2 separate regions of the Mus musculus genome follow, and region 2 is linked to region 1. Evidence: chromatin contacts called from ENCODE Hi-C or POLR2A ChIA-PET data. All regions are on one chromosome and are shown on one strand. Each heading gives the region's core, a stretch centred on a gene start or an enhancer-like site at or near the end of the contact. The rest is flanking DNA. Distances are from core to core; before and after follow the strand shown. Region 1 holds the start of Smarca2 (SWI/SNF related, matrix associated, actin dependent regulator of chromatin, subfamily a, member 2). Region 2 overlaps Smarca2 (SWI/SNF related, matrix associated, actin dependent regulator of chromatin, subfamily a, member 2).

Evidence for each region. Hi-C counts contacts between places; a loop is a spot of excess contacts on that map. ChIA-PET counts read pairs that join two places held with the same protein, here RNA polymerase II (POLR2A).
Region 2: a map of heart shows a loop between it and region 1 (2.5-fold over the local background). The contact joins the enhancer-like site here to the promoter of Smarca2 in region 1. A Hi-C loop is called at or near these places in 9 of 37 maps with a recorded cell type or tissue (T-helper 17 cell, heart, left cerebral cortex and 1 more). POLR2A ChIA-PET finds 5 or more read pairs at or near these places in 1 of 5 experiments (Patski).

The regions. Positions count from the first base shown.
Region 1 is chr19:26,602,187-26,606,857 of GRCm38, reverse strand. Smarca2 (SWI/SNF related, matrix associated, actin dependent regulator of chromatin, subfamily a, member 2) reads right to left here and starts at 1,698. Exons shown (of 33, transcript NM_011416.2): 1 at 1,625-1,698. It overlaps Gm52395 (a long non-coding RNA gene), which reads left to right and starts at 348. Exons shown (of 7, transcript XR_003952911.1): 1 at 348-707; 2 at 809-1,609.
Region 2 is chr19:26,640,632-26,645,635 of GRCm38, reverse strand. Smarca2 (SWI/SNF related, matrix associated, actin dependent regulator of chromatin, subfamily a, member 2) reads right to left here. Exons shown (of 33, transcript NM_011416.2): 5 at 4,987-5,004. Among named protein-coding and RNA genes, the nearest start is that of Gm20616, 20 kb to the right of the region's middle. Within about 2 kb of position 2,454, at least 1 of the 3 ENCODE cell types and tissues checked has a DNase peak (open chromatin) inside an H3K27ac peak, as active enhancers do.

The sequences.
Region 1 (4,671 bases), core at 449-2,948:
CGCGGCCTGGTGCGGGGCACCGGGGGGCACTGTGCTGGTGTGCGCTTGGTGGCTGGAGGGCGCCCAGGGGCTGGCGCGCTGGACCGGTGATTTGGGGAAGTACATCGCGACACCTATGCAGATGGCGTGGCCCTGTTTTGCAACGCCAATGGGAGGGGAGGCAGCCCAGCGATGGGGGAGGAGGAGGAGGCAAGGGAAGGGGTGAACTATGTTGGGATGGGAATAAAGCAAACTCGAAAGCAGGGAGCAAGAAGGAAGGGGTGAGTGTCATCGCTAGGAGGAGGCTCCCACCGGCTCTCCCCGCCTCCCTCCTTCGCCACCCCCTGTTTCCTCCCCACTGCAGCCCTTCCCCTTCCCGGGCGAACGCCGCGGCCGCTGCCCGGGTGCGTGCGGGTCCTGTTGTGACAGTCAGGCAGAGAGGATTATCCGGATCATGGCCTCCCCAGCCCTCAGCCGCCGTGGCTCTCCCGGGTCCCTGTGCGCCCCTGACACTCAGACCATCCCAGGCGCCCCGCGTCTGCAGCTTCCTCGGCGCTTGCCAAGGAAAGACACCAAGCAAAAGAAAACAAACCCAGAGAGGGGAGGGGAGGCTAACAGAGCCTAGTGGACACCTCGGACCTCTTTCCTTGGGGCTTCCTTCCACCCTCTGTAATGAGACCCGGGCTGGACACCCCGAACTTCAACATCCTAGCCCGCGCTGCCTCTAGGTACCAGACAAGAGGGTCCGCGGCGCCACGGCCATAGCCCCCGGGGCCAACCCTTTCACCTAAAGGCCTGTCACCAATCAACATTCCCTTCCCTGCCCTAGGGAACCCCGGGAGTGGAGGTGACACCTCGGAGCCCCAAGGCACCAACCCTGTGGTAGTGGCCGCCGCCCGCTCAGTGCGCCATCCCAGACTACTACCGCCAAGATCTGCTCTCGTCCCCGCAGCCGGAGCCCTTTAAACAAGTCCCCGGGAGGCGAATAGCAGCCGTGTTGGTTGGCGCCCTGCCGCCAGCCCGGGCTCCTCACCCTCCTTCCCTCCTTTCCTGTTCCCTTCCAACTCTAACGGGGAGGATGGCTCGGGGTGAACTGTCGCGTTTCCAGTCCCCCGCCTCCCAACCCCTCCGCCCCCCGGCCCGGAGTTCCCAAATCCCCCTCTCCTCTTGCCACTAGCCCTCCCCACCTCTGCTTTTTAGGGGATAGGAGGGGGGGGGGGATGCAACCTGGCGGAGAGTGTGTTGCAACCCTGAGTTGGCAGCGCATCACTGTCAACCTGCCCAGGGTCAAGGCTGTGACATGTTGGGATTTCTTCTCCTTGCCCCCTCGAAGTAGTAATTATTACTGTTATTATTAGAACGGCGAGGTTCGGTTGAAACTTTGTTTCTTTTATCGCCACCCGGGAGCTGTGGTTAGAGCATTCCACCTGAGGCCCGCGGGGAAGAGGCGGGCTTTTTTGTTGTTGTAGCGGTTGGCCCGCCTGTTTGTTTTGGTCTTCCAGCATGCACAATAAATAATGATTAGGATAAGGATGCATAATCCGGGGCGAAGGCGGCGCGGTGCCCAAGGGGTTCGGCGGCCGCTGCGGCTGCTGTAAGGCCGGAGCCGTGGAGAGAAGAGAAAGGAGTTGTAAGTTATATTTACCTTGCTCGCGAGCAGTGTGCTGGCTGAATCTTCCCTCTCTGAGTCACCCAGAGTACAGAAACAGAGGGAGCGAGGACTAGATTATGAATATGACTTCATTGATGACAGCCGTCCCCTCCTCTTCCTAAACTCGGGCTCCGCCCCGCGTCCCACCCTCGCCGCCTCCACGGGCGCCGGAAGACGCGCCGCAGTTGGCCCCGCGAGCCGCTCCTCCCTGCCCGGCCCGGCGCGGGTTGGTGGGACGCTCCTGTCACTCGCCCTGCTCAGCGACTCCGGGAGCGCGCGGGGGGAGCAGGGGGCGGTGTGCAAGAATGTGGATCTAGACAGCTCTACTGTATGCGTGGATCTGTGTGTGTCTGCGAGGCGCCGGCTCTCCGCCGTGTTTGTGCCTGGAGCAGAGAAACTGCGCAGGACAAGCAACCAGCCCGCAGCCCTGCTGGACTCGGGAGCCGCACATCCTTTAGCTGGCAGTAGCCTTCCGAGCTTCTCCGAGGAGACTGGGGGAACCCCCCGAAGCGAAGGGGAGGGCAGCCGTAGTAATCGAGCGTAGTAGTTCTGGGGAATGTGGAGACCGTGCTGGAATTTAAGTGTGCCTGCGCCTGCCAGCTCGAGCCTGCAGAGAGAAAGGGAGGGGACGGCGGGGGCAGGGCTCCGGGTGGCACCAAAGCTGTTTGTGGCAGTGTTGGCCGCGGGGGTGGGAGGGAATGGGCATTATCATACGAGCTGAAACTTTTTCGACCCCCGCCTCCTCCCCGTTTCTCTCAAGGCTGTCATAAATTTGCGTTCTTCCCACCCATCCCCAGCCCCCAGTGAAAAGGGAGGCGGCACAAAGAGCGAGCTTGCCAAATCTGTCTCATCCCTAAAGGACTGCAAGCTTCCAAATGCCAGAGAAGAGAAACAGCTGAGAGGCCGGCCGCCTAGTAAATAAATAAACCCAGATAAACCCTCCTAACCCCTCTGTTTACTTCGGAAAGGCACGAAGCACTTTCACCTCCCCTCACCTGTCGTCTTCGAATAAAATATACATAAAAATGTGGGAGGAGAGAACGACCCGCGAGGGTAGGGCGGGAGAGTCAGGGGGCAGCTGAACCATGGGATCTGCTTTTGATTTAAAAAGGGAAATAAATCTCAATCTCTACAGACCGAAGTCTCCTCTCTCTTCCACCCCACATTTAAGACCAATTAAGGCTACAAACTGCAATTTGCCTGCACGTAGTGGTTTGGAGAGCTAGTGTTTCAGTTTTCCTTGAAATACAGTATGTCTGCCGGACCCTAGGTCACTATTTGGTGAGGCGGTTTTATTTTTAGTTTTATGAAGTGTGAAAGAATGTTAGGAGATTTTAAATCAGAGGCCTATTATATTAGACTCAGATTAATGTAGGTGCTTGACTCTTAAAATTAAAACTGCTCCTATGTGGTCATGTTATGAAAAAGTATGATCTATTCCTTATTTTGCAATGTAATGGCGTAAATTAGTCATTCAAAGTGCACTGTGACTATTTGGTTGAGGATCCCTCCCACCCTGGGGTAAAATCCTATTTTAAGATGGTTTATACTTTTACAGAATTGACTGTGAGAGCCACTGGGTGTGAAGTGCTATTCTAAGGATGCTCAAGCTTAGGTACTGGGTATGTTGATGACAAGGAGCAACGGGAACAATGTCAGATTCCTGTGTGCTCATTAGGAAGAGTTTACATCACTGGCCCAGGCCTGGGAGGAAGCACTACCAAGGCTCCACTGCATGGAGCAGGCAAGCAGGGAGAGCAATCACACAAGCCTAGAGTTTTATAGTTTTCCAAGGTGCTGCTATTTGCTTGTTAAATTTGGCTTCCATGTTTTCTGTGTATCCCATGGCAAACTTCTAAACCAAACAAAAGGGACTAGGATATAGTGTGCCTCCCTGGAGGTTGTAAGAAATTGTTTCTCTGCCTGAGGATAGGCCAGTATAACAGTAATGGAATATATTCTAAGAAACGCTAAGCCCAATTAATAGTGTAGTAAATGCATAATCTAAATACTAGCTTCTAACTGCCTAATAGGTTTCAGCTTTACCAGACTATAGCCAGAAACCTAATTGTGTATAATAAAAGGCTTTAACTTATAAAGATAAGCATTCATTAGCAAGCATTAGGTTTTACATTTGTTTCCTTCACATGTCAACCTCACAGCCCAGGTTTAACAATTTGATGATATCACACAGTGCGTGCGTGTGTGTGTGTGTGTGTGTGTGTGTTTCTATGTGCGCATCTCTTGTCTTTCTTTCCACTTCTACTTCTTTCTATTTCTCTCTGTGTGTGTCTCCCTCTGTGTCTCTCTCTCTCTCTGACTTTGTCTCTATATGTGTGTCTTGTGTGTGTGTGTTTGTATGTATGTGTGTTTTATGTGTGTGTCTTGTGTGTATGTGTGTTTGTATGTATGTGTCTGTACACTTGTGCATTTCTGTGTCTTTCTGTATGTCTATTTCTTTCTATTTCTCTCTGTGTGTCTCTCTGTATGTCTGTGTCTGTCTGTGTGTGTGTGTGTGCATCCCTGTGTCTTTCTCTCTGTGTGTCTACTTTTCTCTATTTCTCTGTGTGTATCTCTCCGTCTCTCTATCTCTGGCTGACTCTCTCTGTGTCTGTCTTTGTCTATCTATGTGTGTTTGTATTTCTCCCTGTTCATTTACCTCTGTATATATGTCTGTCTTTCTATGTCTCTCTCTTTCCTTCTTTTTCTCCCTCCCTCCTATCTTTTCTCCTTTCTCCCTCTCCCTCTCCCTGGCCCAAAGGGCTCTGGCATTTGTAGCCCCCTACCCCTGCCTCCTACAGGTGTGCCACACCATGACCAGCATGGCTTTGCCGTCATTCTCTCATTAATAAAATTTCACCTCCACTTGCCATAACAATTCTTAGAAAGAGAAACCTTCATCTCTGTGACACAGAAGCCACTGGCCATTCCTTCTGGCATTTTGTCAGAGAGAAAGTAAGAAGAAGACCTTCCCTTTGGTGTGTGTGTGTGTGTGTGTGTGTGTGTGTGTGTGTGTGTTCTCCAGCTTACATAAAATTCTG
Region 2 (5,004 bases), core at 1,205-3,704, 38 kb before region 1:
GAATATATGAAGAGAGATCAAAACACTTATCAGGGGAATAGAAGTAAACCTAAAACAAGTTTTTAACCTTTAGAGCCACTTTGCTTTATAGTCTTATTATCAAGACCACATTAAAGGGAGTTAGCTATTAAGCGACGGAAGATGGCATCACCCATGACTGCATTTCGTTATCTCCTTGTTTCTAGACTCGGCACGTTCTTTCCTTACTTGAGCATCCTAGAGCTTACGCTTTCCCTGTGTATTCTGGTTTGGGATGGCACAGTGGGTCGGGCATCAAACTCAAGGGACAGTGGCTTCTTCCTCCATCTTCCAAAGGAGGGAATGTGAGCACAGGACACCTGGGGTGACTATGCTGAGGCAAAGCCTCACTGAACTGGGTGGGAAGTTGGAGGGAAGAGAAGTGAGGAGGTCAGGAGTAGGGGCTTATGGTAGAGAGTGTGGGTGCTGGGGTGCTGCAGCAGGTAGGAGCTAAGGGTGTGCTTCTCCCTGTCGGGGCTGCTTCTCCAAAGGAGAAATGATTTATTATTAGTGCATCTCAAGAGTTCTCTCTCTCTCTCTCTCTCTCTCTCTCTCTCTCTCTCTCTCTCTCTCTCAGAAAGGCATAAAGTACAAAGTACAACCTCAAGACAGGAGAGGGAGAGATTTTACAGCAAAATGACATGCGTTCATTGTGGCACTCGGGGTGGGTGGCAAAGTTGTGAGGGTGGGGCGGCGTGGGAGAGGGGGTGACAGCCAACTCCTATCTCTGTTGTTGTGCTTAATAGAAATCTTCATTTTAAATAATGCTCCTCTCCTGGACAATTTCATCTCCCCATCAATGAGATTCAGCAGGAAGTCTGATAAAGAGAGTCAGGATTCCAAACTTCCCAAAACAACAACAAGATGTAATCCTGCCTGACTGCAGGAGGCTCATTTAGTGTCCTCACGAGCACAGAAGATTGAAGCAGAATTAGGTCACTCAGATTTTTCATACAGACTGAAGAGTAAATCAAGAGGGGTTACAGTTTTGCCAAGGAAAAGAGTTCCATTAAAGGCAACAGATATTTGTTCAAGTCCAGGGGAGAAGTTTATGATTCCCGTAGGAGAGTTATTTGAACAGAAAATGACACTGGTACATTTTGTCCCTTCAAGGAGCTGAGTGACACTTTACAGATCGAGGGTGAGAGAAAGGGAACATGTGTGACTTTGGTGGCTCTTCTGGCACAGTGGCTATTGGTGATTCCTAAAAAGGAGTTTCCAGGTTTGTGATGGTGGTGAGGGCAAGACAAGGAAACACAGACACACATACGCACACACATACACACACACACACACACACACACACACACACACACACACACACACACACACAAGGCAAGACAAGGAAACACACACATACACAAGGCAAGACAAGGAAAATCACACACACACAGGACAAGACAAGGAAACACACACACATACACACACACATGCAACACATGCATGCACACGTCTCCTGACCTGTTTCCCTACTCACTTCCCTTTTGAGACCAGAGGCCTGATGTAATTCAAAACTGCCTTTCTCAAATAAACCCTCCTAAGGGTAACACGCATCCTCCATGCGAACATTTGTTTTCACAGACCTAGTTGACATGTCAGTGCATAAGCTCCTAAAGTACTCTTTGATCGAATGTGAAAGGGAATGAAGTTGGCTATAGTTAGAGTCAAGAACTCAAGCCCCCAAAATGGGGGGGGGGTGGGTGTTAAGGGGCTAGTGCAGCAGGTAAGACTGTCTGACACCAAAGAAAGAACACATTTCCATTAGAAATGATAAGAGAGTCGAAAGGAAATGATCCAAAATAAAGGGGAGATAAATGTTTCAAGGCCAGGGCTGTTAGAGATCTGAGGCCAAGCAGAGTGTGCACAGGCAGAAACTCACTTAGGCTGCAACAACAACAACAACAACAACAACAACAACAACAACAACAACAACAAAAAAAGATTCTGAGTTTAAGGCAAACCGGGAAGAGCAGCCAACTGGCTTAAAGAACTATAACTCCCTAATAATTCCCTTCCAATTTGTGCAGACAAGGACTGTAGCCAATGAAATGAACATCTGTTGTGGGGTTTCTGTTGCATGATATTTTGCTTTGTAATGTGTTCTGTAAGCTTCACAGAGTCCATGAAATCCCAAAAGAGAACTCTTAGGACCTTACTCAAATCCTTAGCCAGGTGAGAGGGTTGTAGAGGCCAGGCAGAGTCTATGGATCAGGCAGAAGTCTGGTGAGCTAGCCCGTCAAAGGGAACAGGAGAGAAAGATTCTCATAACTGCCTTTTCTGAGTATGTAAGAAACTTAATGTAACCCCTTCGATGATAAACCTAATCTCTGAGGTTGAACAATGTGTCTTTATACAGGCAGAAGTCAGCTATTGTTCCATGACTAAACAAGATAAGGCATGCCCCTGAAAAGCTGCCAGCATGAGTTCGCTCTTTCCCAGATGGCCATGGGGAGATTTAGGCCAAAGGTCCCACCAGGTTTTTGGCAACCCCCAAACCACACAACTTCAGCTTTACCAAGGTGGACACATTTATCAAACAGTAACAATACGAAAAACAGCTCTTCAGCTACATTCTCATAGGCACTTGATTTTGAGTTGTTTTGTTTTAAGAGATAGGGTCTCATCATGTACCCTAAACTGGCTTTGGTTTCATGATGTTCCTGCCACAGATTTCCATATGCTGAGATTAGAGGCATGCATCACCCTGCACCACAGTTTAAAGAATGCTAGTAGATGTCATTTTTATTAAAAATAGGAGGATGGGGTTAGTGAAATGGCTCAGTTGCTACCAAATTTACAACCCCGTGCTTAATCTCCAGAAACCATATAACAGAAGGAAAAAAAGAACCAACAACAACTACTCCCACAGGTTGTTGTCTGACTTCCACATCTGTGAAGTAGCTCAGATGTGCTATAAATGAAAAACAAACAAACAAATAAATATGTGAATAGATGCAATAAAATTTAATTAAGATCATATAGGTTACTTTTATACATTGAAATAGACAAATAGCACTATTTAATACTTTGGAAGACAATCCATTCAAACTCACACTTTTTAAAATGGCATTAAAATGAGATTATAGGAGAGCCCTGTCATTAAAATCCTAGCAACAATGACAAAACAAGTTTAGGAGTCCACAAAGCAGCTTATCCAAACACATGTGCACATTCATGCACATACACACCCATGGACACATATATATACACACATGCACACATACACAAGGCTGAGAAAGAGAAAAAAGGCCAGTGTTACATAAAATATCTAGGTACAGTGAATGTCTTCCGAGGGTAAATTGCATGAGCTAGCAAAGCTTCTGGCATCTTTGCACCTTCTGGGCAGGGCTAAAGCATGGTAGATTTTAGGCAAGTTAGAATTTCAGGATAGCCACATAATTCTGCTCTTTCTTATAACTGACCACTACCACCACCCCAACAACTACTTATGCCTTCTTTTATTCAACATAAAGATATTGCATCTGATGAGATTTTCTGCCCTGGGTATCCTCATGTTTGACTTTATGATACACTAGTTCTTATTCAAAAGACTGTGCCTGTCACCGATGATGAATACCTGACCCTGATGCCCAGGAAGCACAATGACAAGCTGGGAACGACAGAAGAAATGCTCCCAGTGATAACCACCAACAGAAATGAGAAAATGAAGTCATGTTTCCACTCAAAACGTGACCCACATCTAATACCTGGTTGCTGGGATGTCTCCAAAACGACTCCACAAACCAGTGATGTTTTACTTAGTTCATAACAAGCTACATGCCTTTTAATAAAGATTAAGACAACACTTTTAAAGAGAACCCAAACACTGCTTCCTGGCTAGCATTCTCTGTTAGTTTTCCCATCTACTTTGCATTTACTTCAAGTAACACGGGGAAAATGGCAGACACCAATATTACTGAAAGCTTACAGAACGCATTACCTTTCCCAACTCTATGAGAAAAGACTATAATATTTTTAACATATAAGTCGCAGAAAAATGATGTAACCTGCCCAAGACCACAGAGCTGTTCCTGGCAGAGCATGCTTCCAGGCAGGCCGCAGAAATCAAAGCCTCAGTTTTGCTTCATCTTCAGTCTTGCTGCACTCACGTTTTCGTGGTTGCTAACCACTGACCTGAAGGGCCGGCTAAGTGACACCCGTGGGCCGAATCTTGTCCCCAGTTGCTTTTCTAAATAAAGTTTTGCTGGAACAGAGCCAAGACGCCACGGTCTATTGGTGTTTTCCCACAAAGAGGACGGGGCTGACTATCTGTGCCTAAGACATATGGCCCTGTAAAACATTAGATGTTTCCCATCTGGTCCTTTACAGAAAAAGTTTGCCAATGCCTAATTTAGATACAACTGTGTCAAATCAGGTGACTAGTGCCTGGATTCCAAGTTTAACTAAGGATCCCGTTTGAAGACAGATACCTAAGGCTGATCCCTAAACCTGGGCCAAGCTCTAGACTAAAACATGAGCGAATTAAAACACAGAACACATTGTGCAGAGCGAAGCAGCAAGCTTCTGAGTTCTGCTCAAACTGGCCCGTGAGCTGGGCCAGAGTTCTGAAGGATGGACCCAGACAACATACTCAACATGACTATCTAAGTCATCAGTTGTTCCAGAACACAAAACCGGATCATCTCATGATCCTAGCGTGAGGTGACACGCCCTGAGGTTCAGGAACTCTGGGCTGGGCTTTTGATCGGTGTATTCTAAGCACCTTGGCAAGTAGACAGACCGGGTGGGTAAACGTTTCTGGCCAAATGAAAGAAAATCAGTCTGTCCTACTCAACAACACATAAGGACCGGCCCAACAGCACGTGAACTTACTCTACAAATGTTCTGAAACCACGGTCACAGCCTAAACCCTCTTTGCCCTCTCTTCACCCCTCCCAGTGTCCCCATGAGGTCACTGCCCCACGAGGCAAGTATCAACCCCTGGTCCTGGGAATGGCCTGGCGCTACCTGTACTCTCGTTCCTGC